2 separate regions of the Homo sapiens genome follow, and region 2 is linked to region 1. Evidence: read pairs that join two places in POLR2A ChIA-PET (ENCODE). Cell type or tissue: A673. All regions are shown on one strand.

Evidence for each region. Peaks named below come from ENCODE experiments on the same cell type or tissue, not always from the same donor. Only the 100,000 strongest peaks of a DNase experiment are listed, where the experiment ranks them.
Region 2: POLR2A ChIA-PET joins it to region 1 with 11 read pairs; 2 of 35 experiments call an interaction of 5 or more read pairs at or near these places.

The regions. Positions count from the first base shown.
Region 1 is chr4:102,020,307-102,028,306 of GRCh38, forward strand. It overlaps BANK1 (B cell scaffold protein with ankyrin repeats 1), which reads left to right. Exons shown (of 17, transcript NM_017935.5): 8 at 1,208-1,286; 9 at 4,895-5,203. Among named protein-coding and RNA genes, the nearest start is that of BANK1, 230 kb to the left of the region's middle. In A673, no CTCF peak of the experiment used is centred here; no DNase peak of the experiment used is centred here.
Region 2 is chr4:101,332,479-101,340,478 of GRCh38, forward strand. All of the region lies in intron 1 of PPP3CA (protein phosphatase 3 catalytic subunit alpha), which reads right to left. Among named protein-coding and RNA genes, the nearest start is that of MIR1255A, 6.1 kb to the left of the region's middle. In A673, no CTCF peak of the experiment used is centred here; a DNase peak (open chromatin) is centred at 4,933; H3K27ac peaks cover 1,407 bases.

The sequences.
Region 1 (8,000 bases):
TACCAAAGCATACAAATATCAATCAAAATGTCAAACCTCCTACTAAAACTACACAATTTTTCATATTAGAATTTAGTGGAGTCCATCAAAGGGAAAATATAATTGAAATATAAAATGAGTTATTGCATCAGGCTCAGTAAAAAATACTGAAAATATTTCATTTTCAAAATTCCATGGGAAATTAGGGACTGTTTTGCTTCTCTGGATGACATTAGTGTTTAAAAAAAAATTAATGAGTTCCATTGGGCTCTCTTTGGCCAAAGTGGGTGATAAACTTAATTGATGAAGTCAAAATGCAGGTGAAATACCTTTGCATATCAAAGCTACTATAAATTTCAAAATGCTTTAATATGGATGCTTCTAATTTTTGAAGGGACATTTCAAATGCAGAACAAATGGCCTAAATTATTTCAATTAATTTTTTAAGAACAGAAACGTAAGTCATTTGAATAATCCCTTGGAGTTCCTGGTAACAAAACACATCCTATGTGAAATCCAGTCAATCTCCATCCCTTTCCCTAGATGCTTTTGCACAAATAGAACCATCACTAGTATTAGCTTTCTCTCTGAGCACCAGTATGCACCACAACTGTAAACTCCATGTCTCTTTAGAGATTATAAACAAAGACTAGCAATTCTGGAGATAAGAGGTTTCTGTCATTTCTCAGTTAATTCTGCCTTTGAAGTACATATAGTGGAACTGTTTTCAGAAAGACAAATAAAGAGAAGTACCCTTACTGGATTTATTTCTTTTTTGTAAAGATGGAGAATAAACCACTTTATAATTTCATTGTCTTTCACTGTATTACAGTAATTGTAATTAAGAATATCTTTTGAACTGTAAAAGATATAGAATGTTCAAAAGGAAGAAAAGCTCATAGTTTTCAAGAGAAATAGTTGTGTTCAATTTTATTCAGAACTTCTTTATTACACTTAAACTTAACGATTATTGCCTCCTTTGCATCTTAAAGCTATTTCAATAGGTTTTATTTTTAAAGCAATTCATTGTTTATTATAAATGTACTATTTCCCTCGTTATACTTTTAGTACTATGTGCCATTGAGCATTTATAGATGGCACAAATATATTATCCAAGATCTGTAATATAATATTTAAATAAAAACAAAAACTATTTCTTATTTGCACAGGCATCCAGTGCATATTTATTAAGATTAATGCATATTATTAAAAATTACATTTTTTTCAGATCCAAGAAATTGACATAAATAATGAGCAAGAAAATGATTATGAAGAGGATATTGCCTCATTTTCCACATATATTCCTTGTAAGTTTTTCCATGTTATATATATATATGACATATTCATATATATATCACATATATATGTGACTTATGGAAGATGTAACTGAAAAAGCAAGACTGAAGAGAATGTGGCACGGTATTTAATTAACTGATTGGCTTTTAATTTGTAATAGAGACACTACTACATCATATTCCTAATTTAAATACTTTTAATAAGTTCAAGTTTTAAAAATCAAATACTGATTTTTCCTACCCAGAGGGAATACACAAATAACTCTGTTATGACTATGTGGACTATTTGACAACTACATTTTTAAAGTTTTTTAAAAACTCATAACCACATTATTTGCAGACCTTAGTTTTCTCAGCTATGAAATGAGAATATTGAACTAGAATACTCTCTAAGGTCCTCCCTGGCCCTAATATCTGTGATTCTACATTCTAATGTCTGAAGAATAATTCAGGATGTTCCTACATGTATATAAACGTATATGTGTATATAAATGTATATATATACACATATATACATGTATATATAAACGTGTATATATACGCGTTTATATGTGTACGTAAACTCCACCCATTATGCCAGGCTTTATTGGCATACAGCTCAACAGCTTCACCAGCATGTTTGGTAGGAATCTCACATCCAACATTTTTGAAAGTTCGGATTCCTGCCATTGCCAAACCTCTCCACCTGCTGACTTCCCCATCTCAGTAAGTGAAAACTCCTTCCCTCCTTTGTTCAAGTCAGTTAAAAAATGCTTGAAAGTCATCCTTGGCATTTTTACTTTCTCTCCTACCCCATATGCAATCAGTCTTACAATACTGTTGACTCTGCCTTCAAAACATTCCCAGCATTCAGCCATTTCTCTCCCCTTTCATTATCCTAGTCCACACCATCATCAGTTCTCCCCTTGTTTACTGCAATAACACAGTGGAGAACTGGAGGGTCATTGTCACTTCCTACATTGCAAGCTTGGCAATGAACGGAAATTGTTCTATTGTTATGACTCAGGAGGGAGGATTGCTACTGGTATTTATTGGGTAGAGATAGAAGGACTGCTGCTAAATAATGTATAGGACGCCTTCAATAGCAACTTCCACATTTGTTGCCTCTGATATTCTACACTTCATGAAAGGACTAAACACCTTTCATGAAGGACTAAACACTCTTCTGCTCCAAATCCTCCAATATCTCCCCATTGTACTCATAACCTTTCTCATCCCCTACAAGGCCCTAATCTTTGTGTTCCCATCTCTCACCATTATCTTACTCATTCACAAACCAATAATGTGCCTGCCTCAGGGCATTTGCACTTTCTATTCCTTCTGTACACTTTCTCCTTATATGCTCAATAGTTGCTTCATCACTTCTTTCTTCGTTTTATGACACCCTACTCTTCATTTCACTTTACCTGCTCCTTTTCTTCATTGCACTTATCAACATTTAATATGATATATTATTTATCTGGTTGTTGTTTATTGCCTGTATTCTCTTTCTAAATCACATGCTCAAAGGGATTAGGGCTTTTTATTCACTGTTTTGATTGTATCCCCAGTACCTGTAACAGAACATAGTCTATGCCCAATGAAACATTATTGACCACAAGTTTTTCAAATGATGGGGACCTGCAAATCAAATAAAGTTAAATACAAGTAAATGCCTTCACTAGCATACTTTGGCAAAATTAGTAAACTCTTCAAGTTATTGCAGGACACAAAAAATGCTAAATATTAAATTAATGGATTAATGCACCAAGCTTTAAAGTTATACATCTTATCATTTAAATTATAATAAAAGTGATTATAAAGGCCATGATTGAAAATGACCATATATTTATCATGACGTTTAATTTTCAGAAGAATTGACTGTAATAATAAAACATTATTTCAATTCTTTATAAAGAAAAATTTCACTTTTGCAGTTTGAAACTACAAACTCTCTTGTATATGAAACTGTGTGTGACTGGGCTCAAGCCAGTCTCTTTCATGAGTGAGAGGGTGAAGCACAGAACCCTAGCTCAGTGGATTTCCATTGGTATTACCATTACAACAAAGCATGCTAAAACACACCAACTCATTAAATCTGACTTTCCGGGGCTGAAACCCAAGTTTGGGCATATTTGATGACAAGTACCATTCAGATTCTGTTGCTTATTCAGTATTAAGAAACACTGAATATATAAGCAGAAGTGTGGCTAAGAATAATTTCCTATAGCGTGAATGTAATTCTGAGTTGATGACTGATTTGCCCATACAGAAATAATAAAGTTCCTTTGCTAGCCTGAGCAATAATTTTTTCCATCCATTCCATCATCTACTCCATCAGCATTTCTAGAGACTACTTCATTTCAGGCTTAGTGTTTTGTGTTAAGGATAGAAAAATGAATGAGATCTGTGCAGATAGATTGTACAAAAACAAATAACTATCCACTCTGCCCATGCTGGTAATTAAAGAATCTTGGTTTAGTTTTAGTACTGGAAACTGTATCTTTCTTCTTTCTCACATGAAAGAATAGAAAAACAAAAAAAGAAAATTCCATATAATAATATGGGCTACCATCATGGGCATGATTTTTCTACATTCTACAGTGTAATTCTTCATTTTAAAGAAGTCTTTCTTCTCTACATTGTGCTGTTTGGGATTTTAAGCTATATTTTAGCTTAGCAACATTTTAATACAGCAATATCTTGCCTTGACAAGGAAAACAATTCACATATTCAAAGGTCTGTTACAGAGGTTCCAAAGTCTGTTTAGAAATTCCAAAAGACTGTTTTAAATTTTTTGAATCCTTTATTTAGAGAATATTTTTATAAAGAAAATTTAATAAAAGTTTTTTCTGAAGATTTAAAGTCATTGCATTATAATTTCTTTTTTTCTGCTTTCTTCCTGAGTGTTTAAAGAGCATTTACTGTATATAATATAAAAACAAATAATGGTATGGTTGTCAGAGTAGAGGGAATTTGGATCATTTGGTTAAATTTCTGGGTAGAATGCATTTATAGGTAAAGAACTGATCCTCAGAAAGATTTACCTACTGTTGGTGATTTACATGCCTTTTTCACCAAAAAAAAATTAACTTTTCCCAAGTAATAGCTCCAAAGTTAATACAGTATCTGTAAATGATTTACTATAAGGAATTATAAAATTATTATAGTTATCTGTAAAGATCAATATATATTAAAATAACTAAATAAGAGTCAGATTCATTTCTATTTATTATTTACAAGCAAGTAAAGGTTTGTGTCTTTTTTCTTTACGTTTTCCATCATTTATTATTTTATTGGGTCAGTTATATTGTTTTCTAATAAAAATGCAAGGATGCTATCAAATATATGAATTTGTTCAAACAATAACTCTAAAGAATCAGAATATCGTTATCTGCATGAGTGTGTCATATACACAGATAGCAAGACATAATGGAGCTTTGACTGTTCATTTGGTAAGTATTTTAAAAACCCAGAAATAAATGACTGTTCACTAAAAGTTACACATTTGACAGCTTTTCACTATATCAGGTCATAAAAGTTTTATTAGCAGTACTACTATTTCTGTACAATTTTATAAAATATGAAATGCCTTCAGATGGTGTGTTTAAATGAAATCATGCAATCTTCATCATAAACAGCCACACAGAACCCAGCATTTCATCATGAAAGCAGGAAGACATACGGGCAGAGTGCAGATGGAGCTGAGGCAAATGAAATGGAAGGGGAAGGAAAACAGAATGGATCAGGCATGGAGACCAAACACAGCCCACTAGAGGTTGGCAGTGAGAGTTCTGAAGACCAGTATGATGACTTGTATGTGTTCATTCCTGGTGCTGATCCAGAAAATAATTCACAAGAGCCACTCATGAGCAGCAGACCTCCTCTCCCCCCGCCGCGACCTGTAGCTAATGCCTTCCAACTGGAAAGACCTCACTTCACCTTACCAGGTAAGTTTAAGGTTAGAAAAAAACAAAACAAAACAAAGACAAATCTTTGACAGGCTTACATAGCAAATAGTGCAGTGGCAAATCTATACAGAGCAGATCAGCTTTTGAAACCAATAGCAACATTCTTCCTATTCTTTAAAAACTAAGGCCTGGGAAATGAGGCAAGAGATACCTACCTCTACCTTGTTCTTTTGTTTCTTATTTCCTTGCTTCCTTCCTTCCTTCCTCCCTCCCTCCCTCCTTCCCTTTCTTCCTTCCTTCTCCCACTTTTTCTCTGTTTCTCTCTTTCTTTCTTCCTTGTCTTATTACAAAGCTTTAAGAGAATAAAACTTGGAAGGAGTCTGTAGTTCTTCACATAAAATGAACCTCAGGCATTCTGTGGAAAAGGAAATACAACATTGCTTTTAAAACATACTCTCAGTCTTCAGACAAAAAGTGAAATGCTAATGATCGACAATTTTCAGATGAACTTGGGTACTTTAATCACTTGGTAGCTGTGGGAGAATTAAGCGTTAAAGGGTTTGTCGCACACTGCACTGACACCAAAGTTTAAAAACACTCTATACACTACCCAAGTGGAAGAAGAGTCAACATAGCTATCACTGGCATTTGTTCCCAGACGAAGGAATTGGGGTGTGGAAAGTGGGTGTGGGGAATCTGTCCTTGCGGAGGGCATGAAGAGGAGCTTCCACATTAGGTTTATCTGCCTGGAGTGTTCAACAGCCTGACAAACTCCCAGCTCCAGGCTCACTCTTACAGTCACAAATTATCATCTACTTTTTGATCATTATTTCATATGTACTTTCCAAATTTATATTTATTTTCCAAATAAAATGTTCTTAAGAAGACAATTTAGTTAAAAAAAAAAAACTCCTTATCAAAACCCCATTTTCACTATAATTTAGTTGTTGGGTCCTAGAAGGCTACAAACCCCATTTTCACTATAATTTAGTTGTTGGGTCCTAGAAGGCTACAAAGTACAAAAACATGACCTTGTTTCAAAAAGTAAATTTTTACGCAATGAAATTTAGTATTTGGGCTGGGCACAGTGGCTCATGCCTGTAATCCCAGCACTTTGGGAGGCCGAGGCAGGCGATTCACCTGAGGTCAGGAGTTCGAGACCAGTCTGACCAACATGGTGAAACCCCCATCTCTACTAAAAATACAAAAATTAGCTGGGCGTGCACCTGTAATGCCAGCAACTGGGGAGGCTGAGGCAGGAGAATCGCTTGAGCCCGGGAGGCGGAGGTTGCAGTGAGCCAAGATCATGCCGCTGCACCCCAGCCTGGGCAACAAGAGTGAGACTCCATCTCAAAAAAAAAAAAAAAAAAAGGAATTTAGCATTTGTGTCATTGAAGGCTCTCTATGAAGACCCAAGTTTACCAACATAAGCTTTATTAAGCTTATGCACTGTATTTAGAGATGGAAAGTACTGCTTAATTGAAAGCTCTGAAGCCTAGTGGATATTCCTCTGATTCATTCATTCATTCAACAGATATTTATTACCTACTATATTTGAAGGTCTTGTGGACCCTCAACATTTATCCATGAAGTAGATATATTAATATTTAGCTATGAGGGGAGAAAACATCATAAGTTAGTAGTACACTGACTACAAAATTCTGGCATATTTTTCTCATTTTTTCAGATCTGAATAATTTGTTATAACAAAATTAATTGTCAAGAAGGTAAAATTGTCTTGTGTCAGATTATTTCTCTTAAAAGTGCTAATATTAAATCATATTTTTCCTAATGTTAATTTCTATATATGGTATGTTGGTTAGCAGGTCTAAAACGACTCTATCAAGGGTCTTCATGAGTTGTCTAAGATCAGAAATGTAATCTTGGATAACATGTCTCCTGAAAACTAGCAAATATAAAAAGCAAAATAAAATAAAAACTCACTTATTTAATTTAAAAACCCTATTTTTACATTTTATATTCAGTGTTACTTTTATCTTTTGATAGTACTGATATTAGAAATGGATAATAAAATGCCGGTATTTTTTCTTAAAAATGTTTTATTGGCCTTTAAATGCAAGGCTGTAAGCTATCACTTATTTGTTTGCCAGAGACTTTGTATGTCTTTGACTTTGGCTAGTGATACCTTCAGGAGTTGTTCTTTATGAGTAGCTTCCATCTGCCATCAAGTTACTGAAGGAAAAAAAAAAAAAAGCCTTCTCCTCAGTGCTGTAGGCATCAAATTCCTCACAGTGGATTTACGGACTTCTTCATTGGAGAAACTAATAACATATAATACTATAGAGCACTTTACAGTTTATAAAGAACCCATGGTTTCTTTTTAACCCAAGAATCCTGGAAAGTAATTATCGGATCCCTCCTTGACTCAGTTCCAAGAAGCCCTATAATTAGAATGTGTCAGTTGCTTCTATTAACAGGTCTCCTAGGCTATTAGGATTTTTCTCTTTTTTATACAGTCTTGACCCAATTACTTCAAAAGTTGGAATTATGGAAGTGATTTGTTTTAATCTTTCTTTATTGATATACCACCTGAATTCAGAAAGCTTAGGTCCCACTCTTAACTGAAAAGTATTATCTGATACTTTGGAAAATAAAAAGTAAAATGTATTATTTCTAGTGCAAGCCCAACTTTAGAAATGTTGGGAAGGGAGGTGGGTGGGGAAACAAAGAGAGTTAAGAGCTCAGGAAATCGGTTCATAAACGTAAGATGGTTGACACATTCCGCTAAAAATGAAACACTGAAAAAGTGGTTCCCACACACTTAATCTGTTTTCACCTGTGTTGCTGTCAGTGAACCAGAAGTCATAAAGTCAAA
Region 2 (8,000 bases), 690 kb before region 1:
ACTGCCAACCTGCCTCCATGGAATGGTAGGGCCCCCCAAATGACTGTACAACGGATTTGACAGTGGATAGGAGGTGAGGAAGTGTATTACTTTAATGAAAATTACTACTACTTCTACAAGTAAAAAGCATGTCTTTCAAAGGAGCTGTCCAGCAGCAAAATTACAATACCTAACATATATTGGGAACACTTTCTGTGCAGGCACTAAGGCTAGACATTTTACATAATATTCCTCTCGTCGTTACAACAACCTTAAAAAATTAGTATCGTTTCCAAATTTCTGTAAGAAAAATGGGTTCAAGATGGTTACATGACTTGCCCATGGACACACAGTTGGCATATGGAGGACAGAGGATTTAAATACAGATTTTGTCTAGCTGTAAACCAATGCTCTTTCCACACTGTGATGCTGTCTCCCCATCACTGGAAGTATGTGGAGGGAGGCAGAGTGAAGAGTGGCTTGTTAACCATCTAACAGAAATATCTTTTCTTTTTGAAAGACAGCTTAACTAGCTTACGTCTGAGCCCTCTTCCACCTTCAAAAGTCTATGATTCTATCTCATATACCCTGCTCACAAATGAGTTACAATAGCTGCAGAATTTCAAATATAATGCCATCTTCTTTCTTTTTTTTTTTTTTTTTTTGAGGCAGAGTCTCATACTGTTACCCAGGATGGAATGTAACGGCATGATCATGACTCACTGCAGCCTCAACCTCCTGGGCTCAAGCGATCCTCCCACCTCAGCCTCCTGAGCAGCAGCTGGGACTACAGGCATGCACTACCATGCCCAGTTTTTTTTTTTTTTTTTTTTTTTTTTTTTTTTTTTTTTTGTAGAGATGAGGTCTCACTATGATGTCCAGGCTGGTCTCAAATTCCTAGGCTCAAGTCCTCCCACCTCAGCCTCCCAAAGTATTGGGATTACAGGCATGAGCCACTGCACCCGGCCTCAATCTTCATTTTTTTCTCATATTATCAAACTAATTTTAATACCTGCTAAAATTCATACTTAATAGGAAGACAATCTATAATTAAAATCGTCCCTGTTGATTGGAAAGCAAAGACTTATTGACACTGAATTTCCGATGTCTTGTATAGCGCTAGGCACAGAATGGCATTCAGTGTTTTGGAAATGAGTGAATGAATGGTCTGCCTCTTGTCTTTGATAACACTGACTAACATGTTAGGCAGAAACAGGCATCCATCTTTATTTTAAAATAAGCTCAAAGTCATAACACATGGCAATATATGCTACACTTTCCACAAATTCATATTGATTACATTTACTTTTGCAAAAAATGAAAGCACAGTCTATGAAGGCAGCTTATCACTCCCTTTTCTGCATTCCCACAGTAGGATGTAGCCCCTTCTGCTATTAAAGAAAGCAAAACTTATACCGTGATTTCCTTTTGCTTCCCACACTGGACAGTAACCTTCAGATTGCCTACATTATGTTAGACCCCAAGAACACAGTGCAGAGCCACACACGCAGTGGGCACTAAAAGTCTGACACATACGTGAGCAGGATGGGTAGATGGATGGCTTAATAAGTAGAAGCAGTATCTTTTTAACAGCCATTTTACACTCAACCAAATAATCTACTTACCGAGCAGGAGATTATATCATATGGGAAATAAGGACATATAGAAAACCAAGTGACACTTTTTTTTTTTTTGAGGCAGAGTTTCACTCTTGTCGCCCAGGCTTGAGTGCAATGTCGTGATCTCTGCTCACTGCAACCTCCACCTCCCAGGTTCAAGCGATTCTCTTGCCTCAGCCTCCCAAGTAGCTGGGATTACAGGCGCATGACACCACGCACAGCTAATTTTTATATTTTTAGTGGAAATGATTTTTTGCCATGTTGGCCAGGCTGGTCTAAAACTCCTGACCGCAGGAGATCCACCCACCCGGCCTCCCAAAGTGCTGGAATTACAAGTGTGAGCCACCGCGCCCAACCCCCGAGTGACAATTTCAAAGAGGCATGGGATATGGATTTAAAAAGAAGCATGAAAGTTAACTCTCAAAAAGGCTCCTGAATAACAGGATTTTTTTCCTAGATTCAACATTACCCAAAAGGAAAAAAATTTAAATTAGTCAGTTAATTATGTTTTAAATATCAGTTACTTCTGAAATATCTATCAAAAAAGCAATTCTTATCTTAAACAATCATGAAATTTCAGGTATGGTAGTCTCTGGAGATGTGTGAGGAGAGAAGACTTCATAAAGCACTTTGAAGTCACCCCAAATGTGCCTACCTAAATGTTTCAAGATTATTCAATTTACAGACTGGCTAGCAAAGGCACAGTCTCCCATGACAGGTCTCGGCCTTTCTTCCCCCCAGAGATATACATGATATAACATTCACTTCTACGAAACACTAGGATAAACAAATCCAGATTCTAATGAACCACTATAAAAAAAAATGTTCAGGGAAATACACACATATGTAATTTCCACTGTGATTAAAGACTTATCAGTAAGATCAAGCAACTGCAATTTATACAAAATGCCCACCATGACAGTTGCAGCTCCATCCCTTCATGTCAGAATGCAAGTGAAAGTAGCATTTTAGGGTTGAACGTAAATCCACTCTCGTTTATACGTAGATATCTTAAAATAAGTCATCTGCAAACTTCTTTAGGTTATCAGTAGCTGTTAATACCTCACAGCTGAGTTTAACACAACACTGTGTTGACACCATAGTTGGAAGCCACTGGTCTCCTTCATATCTCAGTGAAACTGAAACTAGTTATCAAATTACAACCAATTTTACTACATTTGCCAAATTCAATGGCGTTAGGAGCAGACAATCTTCAAAGATTAGGCACAAGTGAAAGCAAGCAGAAGAGGCAGGTTTGGCTCTGGTCAAGTGAGGTGCTGAGCTAGCTGTCTTTGTGGCATGATTTGAAAAGCAAATAAAGGGGGCATGGCCTGTCTCTCAATAGCCCCACTATCACCACATGGTGCTATGCTTTCATCCTGTCTTTATTACTTGCCTGTATTATAAATGAAAGGTGAGAGCAATGCCTTTAGAAAGTCACTGTTAAAACGCGTCTGCTATCTAGGTTTTACAGACTTCTACTTATAGACCAGATTAGGCGTTTGACAACTTGAAACTGCCTAAGTTCTGGGAAAAAATAACAAGGGAATTTCAATGGGAAAGGCATGAGAACTAAGAGCATCATGACTGGCAATCCTCACCCTCCCAAAGGGTATCTCGGGATGCTAAACTGGGCCCACCTATGAAAGACTTCTGAGTTCCAAGTTGGCATGAGGACACAGAAGGGCAAGCAAGAGTACCAAGGAAGAGAGCACAAGATGCTGGAGGTTCCATGGAAGAAGTCAGTCAAGATCAACCTTTGTTCACTTCTCCATTTTCAAGGGACTCCAATAGACTGACCTGGATTTAAAGGTAGACTCCTAGGATGGAGGAGGACCTAGAAACTGGCCGGGCATGGTGGCTCACACTTGTAATCCCAGCACTTTGGGAGGCCGAGGTGGGTGGATCACCTGAGGTCAGGAGTTCAAGACCAGCCTGGTCAATATGGTGAAACCCCATCTCTACTAAAAATACACACACACACAAAAATTAGCCAGGCATGGTGGCAAATGCCTGTAGTCCCAGCTACTTGGGAGGCTGAGGTGGAAGAATGGCTTGAATCCAGGAGGCGGAGCTTGCAATGAGCCAAGATCACACCACTGGGCTCCAGCCTGGGCAACAAGAGCAAAACTTTGTCCCCCACCTCCAAAAAAAAAGCAAACAAAAACATGCTGGGTGAGGAATAGCTAGAAGACTTAAGAACAAGAAAGCTGGCCGGCCGCAGTGGCTCACGCCTGTAATCCCAGCACTTTGGGAGGCCAAGGCAGGTGGATCACTTGAGGTCAGGAGTTCAAGACCAGCTTGACCAACATAGTGAAACCCATCTCTACTAAAAATACAAAAAAATTAGCCAGGCATGGTGGCGCATGCCTGTAGTCCCAGTTACTGGGGAGACTGAGGCACAAGAATCGTTTGAACTTCAGGAGCCGGAGGTTGCAGTGAGCCAAGATCGTGCCACTGCACTCCAGCCTGGGCAACAGAGTGAAACTGTCTTAAAAAAAAAATGAAAAAAAAAAAAAAAGAAAGCTGTTTTTAATAGCAAATGAGCTCTCTGGAGGCAAACAGGTAAGACTTATTCTATGGAATTCTGTAGGACAATGCTAAGAACAAGTAATATATATTCAAAGCATCAGATTGTAATCAAGAATAAGAAAATATTTCTTCAAAGCAGACTTGTCCAGGATGGAGTGAGAGGTATATGGAATAGGGAGCTGCCTCTCACTAGATGTGTACATGCAGGGGCGGGATTCTATCCATCAGAGAGGCTGGAGAGGGAGTTCCACATTAGAGATAGCCTAAGCTAGAATTCTGGTGTACCTTCCAATTCTGGGAGTCTCATTTGTAGGCCTAAATTCAGGCATGAGCAAGTGTAAGAGATCAAAGGTCTCCCCTACATCCCCCAATCCTTCTCCCCAGCAAATAGAGGGTTCTGAGCCAGACAGAAAATTAGATTTCCATGGTTCCTTCCAGCTTCAAAATGCCATAATTTTAGGCTTAGACTATTCTTCAGCACACATAAAGTTCACATTTACAACAAAAATAAATAAGAATCATCTATTCTCTCCATTCAGAAGATTCCCATAAACCATCCCAATGTTAAATGCCCCTAACTGGTTAAATTTTTTTAAAAATCACCTAATTCTCTGATGCTTCTAAATATTTTCTCTTCTTTAGTTGACTGGGGTGATGAACAACTTCTGAGTATGATCCACTACAGAAAGAGACTTTCTAATATTTGAAGCCTCTAGTTAAATCACCACTCACCCTTTTTTGTTCAGACTGAATAATCTCTCACTTCCTGTCACAATTTATTTAAAGTCCTTTAATCATCTTGGGGACTGTTTTGTAAAACATACTCCAAAATTTAACACATCCGTTTCTGGAAGGGCACGTGGAACGAGATAGAGTACTCAGGGAGAATTCTGACCAGAGGCGAGGACAACAGAGATTCCCTCCTGGTTGCTGAATGCAAATCAACAGAAGCTAACAGTGAGATTTTATGTAGGAAACTATAGTTTCCTTAGTCTTCAACTCTTTGAAATGAAAGTATTTCTGTGTTAGTGAGACAAAGTATATCCCGGCCCATGTGAGAGACTGGAAATATTCATTCAGAACAAAAATAAAATGGAGCTTGGAAAGGCCCAGCTGGCTTTCTTTAACCAGAAGTCATACAACCACATCTGGGGTAGCGCAGCTTTAGCGGTCTTCTGTAAGGATGGGACTAAGAGCAAGTGCCTCACTATACTGCCACTCTGTTGGTGTGGAGTCCAGTACTGAGCTTTTCTAAAAACACTCACCATGCAGACATGCCATCAGGAGAGGTGACTCATGAGCAGCCTGTACTCGTGATGGGCCTGAAGATTTTTTATTGGTATATACACAGTAAGTTATCACCTATCGGGGTGTACAGTATGTTTTAATCTCTGTTCTAATTCCTAATCTTATACATTTTTATTCATTTGAATTTGCACATTGTGAAGACTAATATGGGCCTCCCATATGCTTGTCAAATGGCTCTCCCCTCAATTTAGTATCATCACCTGTCTTCCTGAGAAAGAAACCATCACTCACCTTTGAGGAAATCAACCTATACACCTTGTGACAATAATCCATTAAAAGTCAAGCACTCCCTATGGGAAGGCCACTTCTGCCAGTTATGCTTCTGCATGCTGGCTACCGAGCAAAATCCATATAATGCCAGTTAATAAAATACAGCACTTCAAAAACTCACAGGAAAACACACTTCTACAAAGACTGGAGCTTACAAGTCAAGACTCATCAGACATTTGTGTACTGATCACGATTTAAGATTGACAAAATTTCAAAACATAAAGGAACCCCATAATTTAGAAATTTAAATCCATCTTATCCTTTGTTATTTCATTCCTGTAACAACTATGTATCAAATGCCTATTCTACAGCAGGCCCTGTGCTAGAGCTAAAGACACAAAAGTAGATAGAACTTCTGTCTCTAGGACTTTCCACCTCCTGGGGAGGAGAGGCAGACAAGGAAACAAGTCATCACAGCAACATGCTCTTATCAAGGTGTCCTCTGTGAGAAGGAAGAGGCTCAATTCCTTTATTCTAAGTGAAGGTGTCAGGAGATGCAGGTCTCAAAGGAGGTAACTTCTGAACTGAAGCTCGAAAGAAGAGAACTGAATGATCAGGAGAACATTTGTTATCCCAATAATCAGGCCCAGCAGAACAGGAATGTGTGTAACTTTAATAGCATTAAATATACATGAACCAACAATGCCAGATTTATCATTTTTTAAAATCAAATTCCTTTGTAAAAAGCAAACAAAAAATAAAACAAACTTGAATTCCTGACTCAGGTTCCATCTTTTTAAGAATATATCTTGCTTTTAATTTAACTTGATAAAACAGCATAACTTACAAGATGTTTTAAAAACAAATGTCAACGGATGGCTCAAAGCCCACTTGTGAGAATCTAAGGAGACAGCAGCGTTAGTGCCACCTTTTTCTTAACTTTTCATAGCCCATGTATCTTTCCACTGGATGGCATCCAATGACATTTTGGGGGCCAGAGAAGGGAAGGAGGTCATGTTGGAGAAGGCAGCATTTCTGGATTACAGAAGCATTATAGGAAATGATATATTGAGATGTAAACAGGGAAAGAGGTTTTTTCCAATTTGTTCTTTTTCATGAAATTTACCAGGTCATTTTATCTTCAAGTCCAAATCTAGACAATAACTAAAATACACAAATCATCCAATAATCAAACACTCAGTGATTAACATATTTTTTCTCATTTGTCAGAAATTGACCAGCCTAAAGGGGAATACAATAAAAACTGAAAGACAGCTGTCAGGTTCAAGCAAATAAATTAAATTGAATAGAACTTAGCCTTTTACATTCAGCAGGGACAAAGTGAGTTCAAGTGACCGAACAGAACAGCTCTCATTCTAATTGTGTAACCTTATTAATGCCTCCTTCTCATACTCCATGCCCTGATTGGGCTGGAGAAAGAAGCACTCCAATTCGCCAGTCACCATACAGAACCAGTTACAAATGGAACTTAATATAATACACTCAAAATAAAAACAATTTAGAAGGCTTCAGGAGGCACATGAGAATTTTACAATATCCATCTCATTCAAAAGAATTTATTCAGTGCATTTAATAAGCAAGGCATTGAGCTAGGGACCAATAAGACAATGACCATTTTTTCCAAACTAAAACTCTGAATACAAATATTAACAATTTTATGCAACTTCCAAGTATATGCAGCAACCAAGACACATAGTTTAGACACTGACATACTAGAATTTCCAAAACATTCTGATATTACATAGAAAGAACTGGACATTTTAAATAAAAACTACTACTAATTCTTCCCCAAAGAAAGGAAAACTGGGACAATAAAATCACCACAGAAAGACTCTAAGTCTAAGAATCTTAGAGCTGATGAAAATTTTTTTAATTTAGCTCCATATAAATAAAACTCTCTCTTTGAACATCAACCATCATTCTTCCGGTTTCACAGTTGTCAAAAGTACCTGAAATTGACAAACATTGTAAACTAGTATGTCATAATATTGAGATAGCTTTTATAAATCCCTGATATCTATTTGTTTCCCTCTTTTGCAGACAGACACAAGCAAAATTTCCAGTTGCAAGAGACAGAAGTTCACAGACAGGTAGACCATTTTTTAAAATAGAGTCATAGTATATTTTGCTGTGAGACAAAAGCATGGATAAGGAAAACAAAAAGGACAGCAAAGTTCTATTCCTCTCTATGATGGTCTCAAAAAGAATCTACCTGAATTCCAAAAACATAGCATTTTAATAATTTATTGCCACTTTGTCAGTGAGGGCTTTTATTTTTTTAATATCTAAAGCTTCCACTACCCGAGTGCATATTTGTTAAAACGGATTTGA